Linked DNA regions of Homo sapiens: region 1 is linked to region 2. Evidence: read pairs that join two places in POLR2A ChIA-PET (ENCODE). Cell type or tissue: PC-3. All regions are shown on one strand. Each heading gives the region's core, and the rest is flanking DNA. Links, peaks and the distances in the headings are about the cores only. Region 1 holds the start of MST1R (macrophage stimulating 1 receptor). Region 2 has its middle 7.7 kb from the start of RBM5.

Region 1 (6,674 bases), core at 13-2,512, 180 kb before region 2:
GGGCAATGGTGTGATCTCAGCTCACTGCAACACCTCCCGGGTTCAAGAGATTCTCCTGCCTCAGCCTCCCGAGTAGCTGGGATTACAGGTGCTCGCCACCACCCCTGGCTAATTTTTTGTATTTTTAGTAGAGATGGGGGTTTCACGATGTTGGCCAGGCTGGTCTCGAACTCCTGACCTTGTGATTAGTCCGCCTTGGTCTCCCAGAGTGCTGGGATTACAGGCATGAGCCACGGTGCCTGGCCCACCCCGTACATCTCACAGATGAGGAAACAGGCTCAAGAGGTTTGGTCTCTGGTCCAAGGCATCATAGACCCTCAAGAGGAGAGCCCAGTTGGAAGTCTCAGCTCCGCAAGAGTCTTCTCCTGCCCCCTGCTGGCTCTTCTCTGACTCTCTGTGTGCACTTCAGCAAACCCTGTCTCCTCTGGGCTTCGGTTTCCCCACTTGCATAAGGGGCTGAATGCTGGAGTTAATTGGCCAGCACAAGGTTGGGGACATGGTCCTTCTCCCTAGACTCCAAAGGTCTGCCTGTACTCCTGGCTGCTTCCTATACCCCCCTTCAGGGTACAAAAGGGATAAACCAAACCCCTACAGCCTGGGTGCCAGAACTAAGTTCTGGAAGCTAGGGGGTACTAACCTCTCCCCTGCTTTTAGCAAGGGGGTGTTTTTGGGGGCTGCAATCACGCTCCAGGGGAGGACTGTGGAAGCTCTGGGAAACCAGTACACCAGGGTATGAACTCGCGGTGTTGGAGCTGAGTGCGAGGTGCAGACGGGGCTCAGTAGCCAGCCCTAGGTGCTTAGGACTCTCTCTCACCAGCCCGGAGGGCACTCCTCGAAGCAGGAGCCTCTGAAGGCTCCATCAGACCACAGAGGCTTAACCCAGTCCTGAGACCTCAGCACTGATTAGTAGCCCTGGAGGCAAAAGTAGATGTGGAGCTGAGCCTCGAAACCCCATACACCTTGTGCCTACAGCTTGGGGTGGGTGGGGACTGGGATTTTGTCCTCACTTGAGGCAGGAAATCGGCTTGGCTTGGCCCGAGCCGGAAGGCTGCCAGGTGTTTCTAGCATGACTCAGGGACAGGTGGGGCTCTGAAGGGGAATAGAGCCCTACCTTAGTCAGGCCCACACCCTAGCCTGCTTGTCCCTAGCCCCAGGACCTTAGCTCTACGTTCCCAGGCTTAGGTAGGGGCCCCCAGCTCCTGAAAACACGTAAGTGTCCAATGTCCCATGGAGGACAGGCACCAGCTCTGAGTCCCTCAGGCCTCCTGAGGCCAACCACTATGTGGGTGCTGCCCTAGTGGCTGCATGCCCAGAGTTGCTGGGCAAACACTGCACGGGGTGATTCACACACCTCCTGGGGGCCTGGCCAGCCTGTGAGCAGGGACCAAGATTAGTCTTCCTGGAGCCTGGCACTGCCCAGCCGTGCTGGGTGTCTTCTGACCCACTGACCACTAGGCAAGCTGGGGAGAGGTTCTGACTCCCCATTGGGAAGGAGAAGGGGCCAGGCAGGCCTGCCCAGGCCCAGACAAGGAGTCCCCAACCCTAGGGCCTCTCAACCCAGATGTACTCAGCAGAGGGAGGGAGGCTAAAGACCCCCAACCTCACATTGGGTGTAAGTTCTCCCATCTCCGAGGCATCAATAGGAGCGGAAAGGAGTCTTTCGAGAATGTCACAGCAGGCCCAGGGCCACAGGATGATAGCTAGAGAATCTAAGAACAGTAGCTGTGGGTCCCATTCCTTGGTCCAATCTTACTGCTGTTGCCTACACGATGGCTGGAGAGAACCTAGATAGAGTCTGTGGAAGGAGCCCCCAGTTCAGCACAGGCTTTGAGACTTCCTGCCTGGGGTAGGGCTCCAAATACAGTTAAAAAAAAAAGTCTGGGATGGACCAATTCCAACCAGCCCTTCCTAGGCCTTTACTTATCCCCAGATGTTTATAGTTGCTTGCACAAGACTAGAGTGAGGCTCCCAGAACCTTCTAGAACCAAGCTGCCATTCCATGAGTTCTGGGTACTCCCCCAATCACCCCCAATCATGGCAAAAACGTTAGTGAAGCCCAGGACATGCAGGCTCCCTAACAAGCTCCCAACTTCCAAGGCCCAGGAGGCTCCCTGGAACGTGGTGGCTGGCAGAAGGATGGGGGTGGGTGGGGGGAGGGGGTGTGGAGGAAGGGGAGATTCTCTGACAACTCCCGTCCCACCCCCTTTGGAAAGCAGAGCAAAACAAGGGAAAGTGAAACTGTTGGCAAGCAGCTGTGAGTCTGTGAATCTGTGAGCATCTCCCTGTGTATTTGTGCGTGGTGGTGGTGGTGGTGGCGGGGGTGGGGGAGGGGAGGGGGGAGTGCTATTTTTCTGCGTGTGTCCCTGAGGATATGGGTGGTGGACAAGTAGGAGGGAATGCCCATCATTCTACCCAGCATTCAGGAGCTATGCTAACAGAGACACGGTTATGTAACCCTATCCTCACATAGCCAGGGAAACTACCTAAAAAACCAGAGGCCATGATGGGCAGGTAGGGGAAAGAGCAAGATGAGGCAGCCACAAGGGCCAGCCTGGGAGCTAAGCCTCCAGTGTAGCCTTTGTCTGGCTGGTTTCTCACACCACCCCAGCACTTAGGAACTGGGTGAGAGAGAATGCTTCTTTCCGCCTGCCCCCCCACCGCGCCCCCAGATCCCCTCAGTGATGGAAGGGAAGCAGCCTGTGTTCAGCCATGTGCATGCAGCTCACAAGTAAGGGCCCCTTCTTTCAGCTTACCGGGTTGGGGCAAAAACTGGGCGACTGGAAGAAGTCGAGGCCTCGCCGGAGGCCTGGATGGACTGGGGATTCACAACAGCGCTCCACACCCTCATCAATTAGTGTGTCCAGCAGGTCAATGGGGAAGGCACAGACGACAGAGTTGGGGCCCACGCCAGGACCACCATCCTTGCCAGTCACAAAGACCCCAAATAGTACTTCCTGGCCCTCGGCGATGCTCAGCTCAGTGGCAAGTTGGGCACCCACTGGAGCGGAGTGGGCCACCCGCAGCACAGGGTAGGGCTGTCCGCCTTCTGGGGCCCCCCGGCGCCTGCGTTTTGGAGCAAATCTGCAGTCGAGGACCAGCTCCCGATAGTCACCCAACTCTGGCTCAGTGGCGCTAAGCCGTGCCAGGCGTGTGTGCAGGGCACTAGGATCATCTGTCACGCTGGCCGGCTGTACAGTCAGGAAGTATACGAAGGCTCCCGTGTGGAAGCTGTGCACGTATTCAATACTGTAGGAGACAAGATGCTTGGGCAGCACTGACAACGCCACAAAGCCCGGTGCGAATCCCGAGGCGTCAGCCTTGAGACGCCTGATAGACACTGAGCGTGGGCTGAAGCTGGCAGCCACGGCTGCGTCCAGTGAGGATGCCACGTAGAAATAGGAGGCCTGGCCTTGCTCAACCACAGTTACACGGGTGCCCAATGGGCTGGCCACACAGTCGGGGCAGTCATCGGGCCGGTTATGGTGGGCTGAGAAGAGGCAGGCTGGCGCTGCCAGATGCACGGCTGTCCCTTGGGGCTCTAGGTCATGCAGGAAGCAGCGGCCCTGCAGGCTGGAGCCACAACTGACCAGCGCAGGCAGCGCGGGATCCAGCACCAGCACCTTTGTGTCTGTGTCACCGGGAGGGCCGTGGGGTCCTGGGCCACAGGCTGCACACGTCTGGCAGCCAGGGTCTCCAGCAGGGCCCGTGGCCAGGCTCTGGACAGACTTCAGGTCAGGCCCAAGCACATGCAGGCGATTGCGTATGGCTACAAACACAGCACTCTCATTTCTGTCGCCCTCGTAGGTCACCATGGCCTGTACCAGGCCTCCGGCGGAGAAGCTGGGCACCACGTACTTCACGTCAAAGTCGCGAGAGGCCGCGTAGGGGGTGCGCGGGCACTGCCAGTCCTCGCCCGCCGCGGGCTTGGCAGGCAACAGCAGCAGCAACAGGAAGGACTGAGGCAGCGGCGGGAGGAGCTCCATCGAGGCGAGCTGGGACCCTAGAGGATCCCTACCGGCCTGGGCCTGGACCTGGGCGTGGGCCTGGCTGGGGGCCCGACTCGAGGTCTGGACTGGGCCAAATTTAAGCAGCGGTCCCGACAGCCCCAAGATAGCGGACCCCCGCCCCAGGTTCCTGTGAAACCCAAATCCCTTCCCGGCCCTCGGGTCTGAGCACCTGACGCCTGCGGACGCACGACAGCAACGCCCCAGCCGCCTCACCTGCCGCCCCAGCCGCCGCTGTACACTGGCGCTTAGCGCTCAGCCGACCCGAGGGCGCCGGGCTGGGCGGGCGGAGTCGGGCCGTGGGGGCGGGGCCGCGAGGAAGGCTTGGCCTAGCCCAGGCCCTCCGCCCATCCGACTCTTCCGGCCCTTGGAGGCCTGGCTCCTGTACCTTCACCTGGCGTCTTGGCGCCTTTTTCTCAGCGGCCTGTGGGTGGATGTGCATGGTGTGGCCTGGAGAGAGGTGAGCCAGTCTGAGCCGTCCCATCCCATCCCCCCACTACCGACTGGTTCGCAGCGAGAAGGGGGGCAGGACACTGGGCTCTTTGCTTGCGGTGGAACTAGTTTGCACTTAGTAGCAACACCCTCAGTGGCTGGTGCCCAGAGGTGGCCTGGGGGCCCACCATGTGGAGAACAGAGACCAGGATTGTGTGGAAGACCAGAGGGGAGATGTGGGGCACTTACAAGAGATGTTATGGGGCGCCACCCTTTGTGGGAAAGGACTGTCCTTTTTTTTTTTTGAGAAGGAGTCTTGCTCTGTGGCCCAAGCTGGATTGCAGTGGCGCGATCTCGGCTCACTGCAAACTCCGCCTCCCAGGTTCAAGCGATTCTCCAGCCTCAACCTCCTCCTGTCTCAACCTCCTGAATAGCTGGGATTACAGGCGCGCACCACCACACCCGGCTAATTTTGTATTTTTAGTAGAGACAGGATTCACAGTGTTGGCCAGGCTGGTCTCAAACTCCTGACCTCAGGTGATCCGCCCGCCTCAGCCTCCCAAACTGTTGGGATTACAGGCGTAAGCCACCGCGCCCGGCCGGGACCATTCTTCCATGTGCTTCTCCTGAGCTATCAGCGACAAGATGGTGTCAGAGGAAGGTGTGTTATGCCCTGCTCTCCCAGGGCCATAAGGGTCTTAGGATGGGATCTGGCCTTGCTGACTGGACCTCAGAGTCAGAGAGGCACGTAAGTGGAGGCCCATACCTCCTCTGCAGCCTCAGTATATGGAAGCTGTATAATGGGGTCCACAGTATGGGCCTTGGGGACTCCCCCTTCCTTCCTGGCTCTACCCAGTGCCCCCCTGATATGGAGGAATCATGGGCTTTGGCTCTCAGGACACTTCCAACATGCTCTGTAGGCCTTGCTGGATCTTATTCTCTTCAATGAGAATGTAGTTCTGGGCTGGGCACCGTGGCTCATGCCTGTAATCCTAGCACTCCTTTGAGGGGCCAAGGCAGGAGGATTGCTTGAGGTTAGGAGTTCAAGACCAGCCTGGGCAACATAACAAAACTCAACAAAACAAAAAAACTGCTAAAAATGTTTTTAAAATAAAATATGTGACCGGGCGTGGTGGCTCACGCCTGTAATCCCAGCACTTTGGGAGGCCGAGGCGGGTGGATCGCTTGAGGTCAGGAGTTCAAGACCAACATGGTGAACAGACAGATCTGGCCAACATGGTGAAACTATCTCCACTAAAAACAAAAATTAGCCGGGCGTGGTGGTGGGTGCCTGTAATCCCAGCTACTAGGGAGGCTGAGGCAGGAGAATAGCTTGAATTTAGGGGGTGGAGGTTGCAGTGAGCTGAGATTGTGCCACTGCACTCCAGCCTGGGTGACAGAGCGAGACTCCATCTCCAAAAAAAGAAAAAGAAAACGTAGTTCCGACTAGGTGATTTCCCAGAGTTCTCTCTTCTGTTTATGAGGAGTGGGGGTGGGGGAGCCTAGTCCCACACTTGGATCTCAGCAGCTGCCCCTTGGTAACTGGTCCCCCAACACTAGACTGAGGCCCCTGGGGGACAACCTTAGCCTGACAGACCCCTCAGTTAGATAGGCCTGGACCCTAGAAGACAGGGAAGGTCCACAGGGTGGGTCTGGGCTGTGAACTATGGGCCCCAAGGCTGTAGATAAGGAGGCTGGGGGAGAGAGGAGCCCTCAGCCCAACAGGATTTAGCCTGGCTTGGGGAGCTATATCTCCTCACTCCCCTTTCAGTTCATACTTCTGTGCCTGCATCCCCTTCCTAACCTGACCTTTGTAAGTGCTGTTCCTCCTTCCAGGAGCACTCTTTCCCTTTTCTCCTTTTGCCACCTAAATGGCACCTCCTCCAGGAAGCCTTTTTGATCCAGACTTTGCCAGTCCCCTCTCCTGGGTCTCACAGACCCAGTGCTACACTCACCCCAGCACAGTTTACTCTGGATACTTCACTTCCTCCATCCCCAGTGCAGGACTCCCCCTCCTTCCAGCCTGGAGCTCCATGAGCACCTGAAGACTGAAAGAGGAAATGGAAGTGGGGGCGGCCACACCCAGTGCAGGGTTGATACTGTGCCCTGAGGTGACATAAAAGACACTCCTTTTCCAAAGCAGAATTGGCCAGGAAATGAATAAACACCCGGAGAAAACCGTGGCGTGGTTCCTGCATTCCACAGTCAACACATCTAAAGATAGGCAAGGCAAAACTA
Region 2 (7,179 bases), core at 2,348-4,847:
TAAAAATACAAAAATTAGCTGGGCATGGTGGTGCATTCCCAACTACTCAGGAAGCCAAGGCAGGAGAATTGCTTAAGCCTGGGAGGAGGTTGCAGCGAGCCGAGATTATGTCACTGCACTCCATCCTGGGTGACAGAGCAAGAAAAAAGAGGACTATATAACCTATAAGCATGTTTTTGTTTTGTTTTAAATTTTGCTCTATTTCTTTGGCTATGAGAGCCTATTATAACTTTTAAAAATCCTGGCCTGGCATGGTGGCTTACACCTAAAATCCCAGCACTTTCAGAGGCTGAGGTGAGAGGATCATTTGAGCCCAGGAGGTTGAGGCTGCAGTGAGTGCAGTGATCACACCACTGCACTCTAACCTGGGCAATGGAGTGAGACCCTGTCTCAGAAAAATAAAATTCCTCAGGGTTACATATCACAGTACTAAAAATTTCACTTTGCACATGTCTCAAGGGAAGAATGTTTCTTAGGAAGAGAACTGAGACCACCATTTGGATAGCATAAGGCAGGTCAGATCATCTTTATCAGAACTATTTAGCTGTAGTGTCGTGGTGAGAAAGCAGCAATAGGTAATCTGTAAACAAGTGGTTGTGGCTATGTTCTAATAAAACTTTATTCACAAAGACAGAATTGGCCTGTGAGTTTTAGTTTGCCAACCCCTTGCCTAAGGGAATGGTTTGTATACAGAAGGCTGGACCAAGGAGGGCTGAAATATACTCTGTTAAAGGTGGGTGTGGCAGAGGGTTTGGGAGAGATGGGGAGTGAGGAGTGGGAGAGGTTAGGGAGAATATGCTAAGAAGAAAACATGAACAGGAATAGTAAATCTGAATTTATTTGCCATGCTGTGTCCAGATCTAATTTTTCTCTTTAATAAGTCTTTATTCCTCCAAAAGGGAAAACAAACAAAATCAGGAGCACATTAGCTTAGAAACTGAGAGCCCCATGTTCTGGGCCTTGCTACTACTAGTGCTGCATTACTACATAAGATGGGCCATTTGAATCTATCAGCACTAGACAAGTGCACTTTAAAAACCCTTCTGATCTAACGATGGTCTGCAGATTCATCTGTGAAGTAACTCATTACTTCCTGTCTGAGTAGGTCAAAATTCTTTTTGGAAGCTGGTCTAGTTTTGTCCTGAACTGGCCAGACCAGGTTTTCCTTCTAACCCTATGTCACCTGACTAGACCTGTCATGAGCTATGGAACACATTAAATGCTTCACTAATGAAGTTGTTAACTCAACATAGGCAGCATCCAATTATTAAGTGTTGGTATATGTTTTGAAAGCTTAGTCTACTTGTCACTGGGGATTATAGCAAGACTGATGTTGGCCTCTGCCCATATAACTCAGTCCACTGGGAAAAATGGACATTGAGCAATTACTGACAGAATGAGACCCTCAAGGGAGAAATACGGTATGCTATGGAGACAGCATGACATAGACTTGTTTTTTGGTTTTTTTGAGACAGAGTCTTGCTCTGTCGCCAGGCTGGAGTGCGGTGGCACAATCTTGGCTCACTGCAACCTCTGCCTTCCAGGTTCAAGCGATTCTTCTGCCTCAGCCTCCCGAGTAGCTGGGACTACAGGTGCATGCCACCACACCTGCTAATTTTTGTATTTTCAGTAGAGACAGGGTTTCACCATGTTGTCCAAGATGGTCTCGATCACTTGACCCTGTGATCCGCCCACCTTGGCCTCCCAAAGTGCTGGGATTACAGGCATGAGCCACCATGCCTGGCCTTTTTTTTTCTTTTTTTGAGATGCACTTTTCACTCTTGTTGCCCAGGCCGGAGTGCAATGGCCTGATCTTGGCTCACTGCAACCTCCACCTCCCATGTTCAAGCAATTGTCTTGCCTCAGCCTCCCTAGTAGCTGGGATTACAGGTGCCCACCACCATGTGTGACTAATTTTTGTATTTTTAGTAGAGATGGGGTTTCACCATGTTGACCAGGCTGGTCTCGAACTTCTGAGCTCAGGGTGATCCGCCCACCTTGGCATCCTAAAGTGCTGAGATTACATCTTCCCTGAAGTAAGTGTTTAAGCTCAGATGTAGTTTGGCCCATGGCCTAGGTTGGTTTGTTCTTCCTAGTTTAACTTTTCCTTTGTAGTGGAGATTTTGCTTTTGGAAATAAGGTCTGAAATTTTTTTTTTTTTTTTTTAACTTTAACTTCTGGGATACATGGGCAGAACGTGGAGGTTCGTTACGTAGGTATACATGTACATGTGCGTGGTGGTTTGCTGCAACTATCAACCAATTATCTGGGGTTTTTTTCTTTGTTTGTTTGTTTGAGACGGAGTCTTGCTCTGTTGCCAGGCTGGAGTGCAATGGCGGGATCTCGGCTCACTGCAACCTCCACTTCCCGGGTTCAAGTGATTCCCCTGCCTCAGCCTCTGAAGTAGCTGGGACTAGAGGCACACACCACCACGCTCCGCTCATTTTTTGTATTTTAGTAGAGACGGGGTTTCACCATGTTGGCCAGGATGGTCTCGATCTCCTGAGCTCATGATCCACCTGCCTCGGCCTCCCAAAGTGCTGGGATTACAGGCGTGAGCCACCACGCCTGGCATCAACTAGGTTTTAAGCCCCGCATGCATTAGATATTTGTCCTAATCCTCTCCCTCCCCTTGTCCCTGTGTGTGTTCCCCTCCCTGTGTCCATGTGTTCTCATTGTTCAACTCCCACTTATGAGTGAGAACATGCAAGGTCTGAAATTTTTTTTCCTTTTTCTTTCTTTTTGAGATGGAGTCTCTCTCTGTTGCCCAGGCTGGAGTGCATGGCGCGATCTCAGCTCACTGCATCCTCTGCCTCCCAGGTTCAAGAGATTCTCCTGCCTCAGCCTCCCGAGTAGCTGGAATTGCAGGCGTCTGTCAGCATGCCCAGCTAACTTTTGTATTTTTGGTAGAGGGGGGGTTTCACCATGTTGGTCAGGCTGGTCTCAAACTCCTGACCTCAGGTGATCCACCTGCCTTGGCCTCCCATTGTGCTGGGATTTACAGGCGTGAGCCACTGTGCCCGGCCAACGTCTGAATTTATTATATTATTTTATTTATTTATTTATTTTTCCCAGGCTTGAGTGCAGTGGCACGATCTCAGCTCACTGCAAGCTCCGCCTCCCGAGTTCATGCCATTCTCCTGCCTCAGCCTCCCAAGTAGCTGGGACTACAGGCGCCCGCCACCATGCCTGGATAATTTTTTGTATTTTTACTAGAGATGGGGTTTCACCATGTTAGCCAGGATGGTCTCGATCTCCTGACCTCGTGATCCACCTACCTCTGCCTCCTAAAGTGCTGGGATTACAGGCGTGAGCCACCGCACCCGGCCATGAAATTTTTAATACACTTTGTTTTTTGTGTTTTTTTTTTTTTTGAGACAGACTCCCTCTGTGTTATCCAGGCTGGAGTGCAGTGGCAAGATCACGACTGACTGCAACCTCCACCTCCTGGGTTCAAGCAATTTTCCTGCCTCAGCCTCCTGAGTAGCTCCGACTACAGGCACATGCCACTACGCCGCGCTAAGTTTTGTATTTTTTTAGTAGAGACTGGGTTTCACCATGTTGGCCAGGCTGGTCTTGAACTCCTGACCTCAAATGATCTGCCTGCCTGGGCCTCCTAAAGTGCTGACATTACAGGCCTGAGCCACCATGCCTAGCCTTAATATACTTTTAAAAGCAGTACCAGCTGGGCTTGGTGGCTCACACCTGTAACCCCAGCACTTTGGGAGGCCCAAGCGGTGGATCACGGGAGGTCGGGAGTTCGAGACCAGCCTGATCAACATGGAGAAACCCCATCTCCACTAAAAATACAAAATTTGCCAGGCATGGTGGCGCATGTCTGTAATCCCAGCTACTCGGGAAGCTGAGGCAGGAGAATCGCTTGAACACAGGAGGTGGAGGTCGCCTTGAGCCGAGATTGCACCATTGCACTCCAGCCTGGGCAACGAGCAAAACTCCATCTCAAAAAAAAAAAAAAAGCACCTGATAGCTTTTTTTTTTTTCTTTTTGAAACGGAGTCTTGCTCTGTCGCTCAGGCTGGAGTGCAGTGGCACGATCTCTGCTCACTGCAAGCTCCGCCTCCTGGGTTCACTCCATTCTCCTGCCTCAGCCTCCCCAGTAGCTGGGACTACAGGCACCTGCCACCATGCCCGGCTAATTTTTTTTTTTTATTTTTTAGTAGAGGTGGGGTTTCACTGTGTTGGCCAGGATGGTCTCAATCTCCTGACCTCGTGATCCACCCACCTCGGCCTCCCAAAGTGCTGGGATTACAGGCGTGAGCCACCGTGCCCAGCCTTTTTTTTTTTTTGAGACAGTCTCGCTCTGCTTGCTCTGTCACCCAGGCTGGAGTGCAGTGGGGCCATCTCGGCTCACTGCAACCTCTGCCTCCCAGGTTCAAGCAATTCTTGTGGCTCAGCCTCCTGAGTAGCTGGGACTACAGTCACGCACCACCATGCCTGGCTAATTTTTGTATTTTTAGTAGAGACGGGGTTTCACCATGTTAGCCAGGCTGGTTTCGAACTCCTGATCTCAAGTGATCTGCCCACCTCGGCCTCCCAAAGTGCTGGGATTACAGGCATGAGCCACCACGCCCAGGCCTGAGAGCAATAATTTAAGCCTACTCTTAGAATAACCCTGTATGGCAGATGCACCTGAATGTGTGTTCCCAACTAGGGAATCTGGGAGTGACCAACTAGAGCTTAGTTCCTTACCTATAATAAACATCTTAGCCCCTAGTCTGTCACATGGAACACGGGACATACAGGAGATTGAGGCCCTGAGTTTTGGGGCAAATGAAGTTTGCTAGGTGGAGGTCATTATGGAGAGAGTATTATTAAGTGAATATGCTATATACGCTGCATGATGTTTGCAGGCGGTTGCGGTTTTCCTGCCCAGCCCACTGGCACTGGGCCATGCGGATATGTTTTCCTGTTATCCAGCCGTCACCAGTGGACCATTTCTTTCTTTTTTTTTTTTTTTTTTGAGACAGAGTCTCACTCTGTCGCCCAGGCTGAAGTGCAGTGGCGCGATCTTGGCTCGCTGCAACCTCCTTCCCTCGGGTTCAAGCGATTCTCCTGCCTCAGCCTCACGAGTAGCTGGGATTATAGGCACCTGCCACGGCACCCAGCTAACTTTTGTATTTTTAATAGAGACGGGGTTTCACCATCTTGGCCAGGCTAGTCTTGAACTCCTGACGTCGTGATCCACCTGCCTCGGCCTCCCAAAGTGCTGGGATTACGGGTGTGAGCCACCACGTCTGGCCACCACTGGACCATTTCTGTACGTAAGGTGGTTCTCCTTTCCAGCCCACTGCCACTGGGCTCTTTTCTCTGTATGTAAGCCCCTAATATAAGGTTGGAGATAAAGTATTCACGGTTTTTGTCATTTAAAGTAATAAAACCTCACATTTCATTTGCTGGCTCTAGGTCTCTTCTTCAGCCTCTTGAACCTGGTTCCTTCCCTTGTTGACGTTAATAGGGTTTCAGCACAACACTTGGGTACTGATTAAAGTAAGAATGGGGGTGAAAACTGTCACCCTGTGATGTCCCTGGGAAGTTCCCTGAGGCTTTTGATGCCGGAGCAGAGATCTTCAGTAATTTTCTTCACTACTTTATCCCTAGGGCCTGGCACAGGGCCTAATGATAATGGCACAGGTACTCAATAAATGAATAAATAATGCTGAGCTCATAGATTTATAGAAAATACTTGTCGGATTGAATTTTGATTATATCTCTTCCTTAGTTCATCAAAGCCCATCTTTGACAAAAGAAGTCATTTGGTTTCTTGGTATAGGCAAGAATTCTTTCATACAATTTTTTCTTCTTTATCTTCTAGAGCAATAGATCCCAGCCTGGAACCAAAACATGTGAACCAGTCTCTTCTTTTGCCAAGTGGTAGGAGATTTTTTTAAAAAAACATGATCATGATTTCATTAAAGAGGGGAACTTTTTTTTTCACATTCAGAAACTAGAAAAGACAATCTTTTTTTTTTTTTTTTTTTTTTTAATTGATCATTCTTGGGTGTTTCTCGCAGAGGGGGATTTGGCAGGGTCACAGGACAATTAGTGGAGGGAAGGTCAGCAGATAAACAAGTGAACAAAGGTCTCTGGTTTTCCTAGGCAGAGGACCCTGCGGCCTTCCGCAGTGTTTGTGTCCCTGGGTACTTGAGATTAGGGAGTGGTGATGACTCTTAATGAGCATGCTGCCTTCAAGCATCTGTTTAACAAAGCACATCTTGCACCGCCCTTAATCCATTCAACCCTGAGTGGATACAGCACATGTTTCAGAGAGCACAGGGTTGGGGGTAAGGTCACCGATCAACAGGATCCCAAGGCAGAAGAATTTTTCTTAGTACAGAACAAAATGAAAAGTCTCCCATGTCTACCTCTTTCTACACAGACACGGCAACCATCCGATTTCTCAATCTTTTCCCCACCTTTCCCCCCTTTCTATTCTACAAAACCGCCATTGTCATCATGGCCCGGTCTCAATGAGCTGTTGGGTACACCTCCCAGACAGGGTGGTGGCCGGGCAGAGGGGCTCCTCACTTCCCAGTAGGCGCGGCCGGGCAGAGGCGCCCCTCACCTCCCGGACGGGGCGGCTGGCCGGACGGGGGGCTGACCCCCCCCACCTCCCTCCCGGACGGGGCGGCTGGCCGGGCAGAGGGGCTCCTCACTTCCCAGTAGGGGCGGCCGGGCAGAGGCGCCCCTCACTTCCCGGAAGGGGCGGCTGGCCAGGCGGGGGGCTGACTCCCCCACCTCCCTCCCTCCCGGACGGGGCGGCTGGCCGGGCGGGGGGCTGACCCCTCCACCTCCCTCCCGGACAGGGGCGGCTGGCCGGGCAGAGGAGCTCCTCACTTCCCAGTAGGGGCGGCCGGGCAGAGGCGCCCCTCACCTCCCGGACCGGGCGGCTGGCCGGGCGGGGGGCTGACCCCCCCCACCTCCCTCCCGGACGGGGCGGCTGGCCGGGCAGAGGGGCTCCTCACTTCCCAGTAGGGGCGGCCGGGCAGAGGCGCCCCTCACCTCCCGGACGGGGCGGCTGGCCGGGCGGGGGGCTGACCCCCCCACCTCCCTCCCGGACGGGGCGGCTGGCCGGGCGGGGGGCTGACCCCCCCACCTCCCTCCCGGACGGGGCGGCTGGCCGGGCGGGGGGCTGACCCCCCCACCTCCCTCCCGGAGGGAG

What was found. ChIA-PET counts read pairs that join two places held together with the same protein. Peaks named below come from ENCODE experiments on the same cell type or tissue, not always from the same donor. Only the 100,000 strongest peaks of a DNase experiment are listed, where the experiment ranks them.
Region 1: POLR2A ChIA-PET joins it to region 2 with 15 read pairs; 7 of 35 experiments call an interaction of 5 or more read pairs at or near these places.

What each region holds. Positions count from the first base shown.
Region 1 is chr3:49,899,627-49,906,300 of GRCh38, forward strand. MST1R (macrophage stimulating 1 receptor) reads right to left here and starts at 4,247. Exons shown (of 20, transcript NM_002447.4): 1 at 2,754-4,247. The coding sequence starts at 3,983. RefSeq lists enhancers at 2,598-3,271, 3,272-3,945, 4,582-4,631, 4,620-5,292, 6,267-6,426 and 1 more and a silencer at 4,172-4,391. In PC-3, for the core only: a CTCF peak has its summit at 407 (motif pointing left); a DNase peak (open chromatin) is centred at 1,155; H3K4me3 peaks cover 2,171 bases; H3K27ac peaks cover 2,500 bases.
Region 2 is chr3:50,077,662-50,084,840 of GRCh38, forward strand. No RefSeq gene overlaps it. Among named protein-coding and RNA genes, the nearest start is that of RBM5, 7.7 kb to the right of the region's middle. RefSeq lists enhancers at 4,564-5,064, 5,902-6,466. In PC-3, for the core only: no CTCF peak of the experiment used is centred there; no DNase peak of the experiment used is centred there.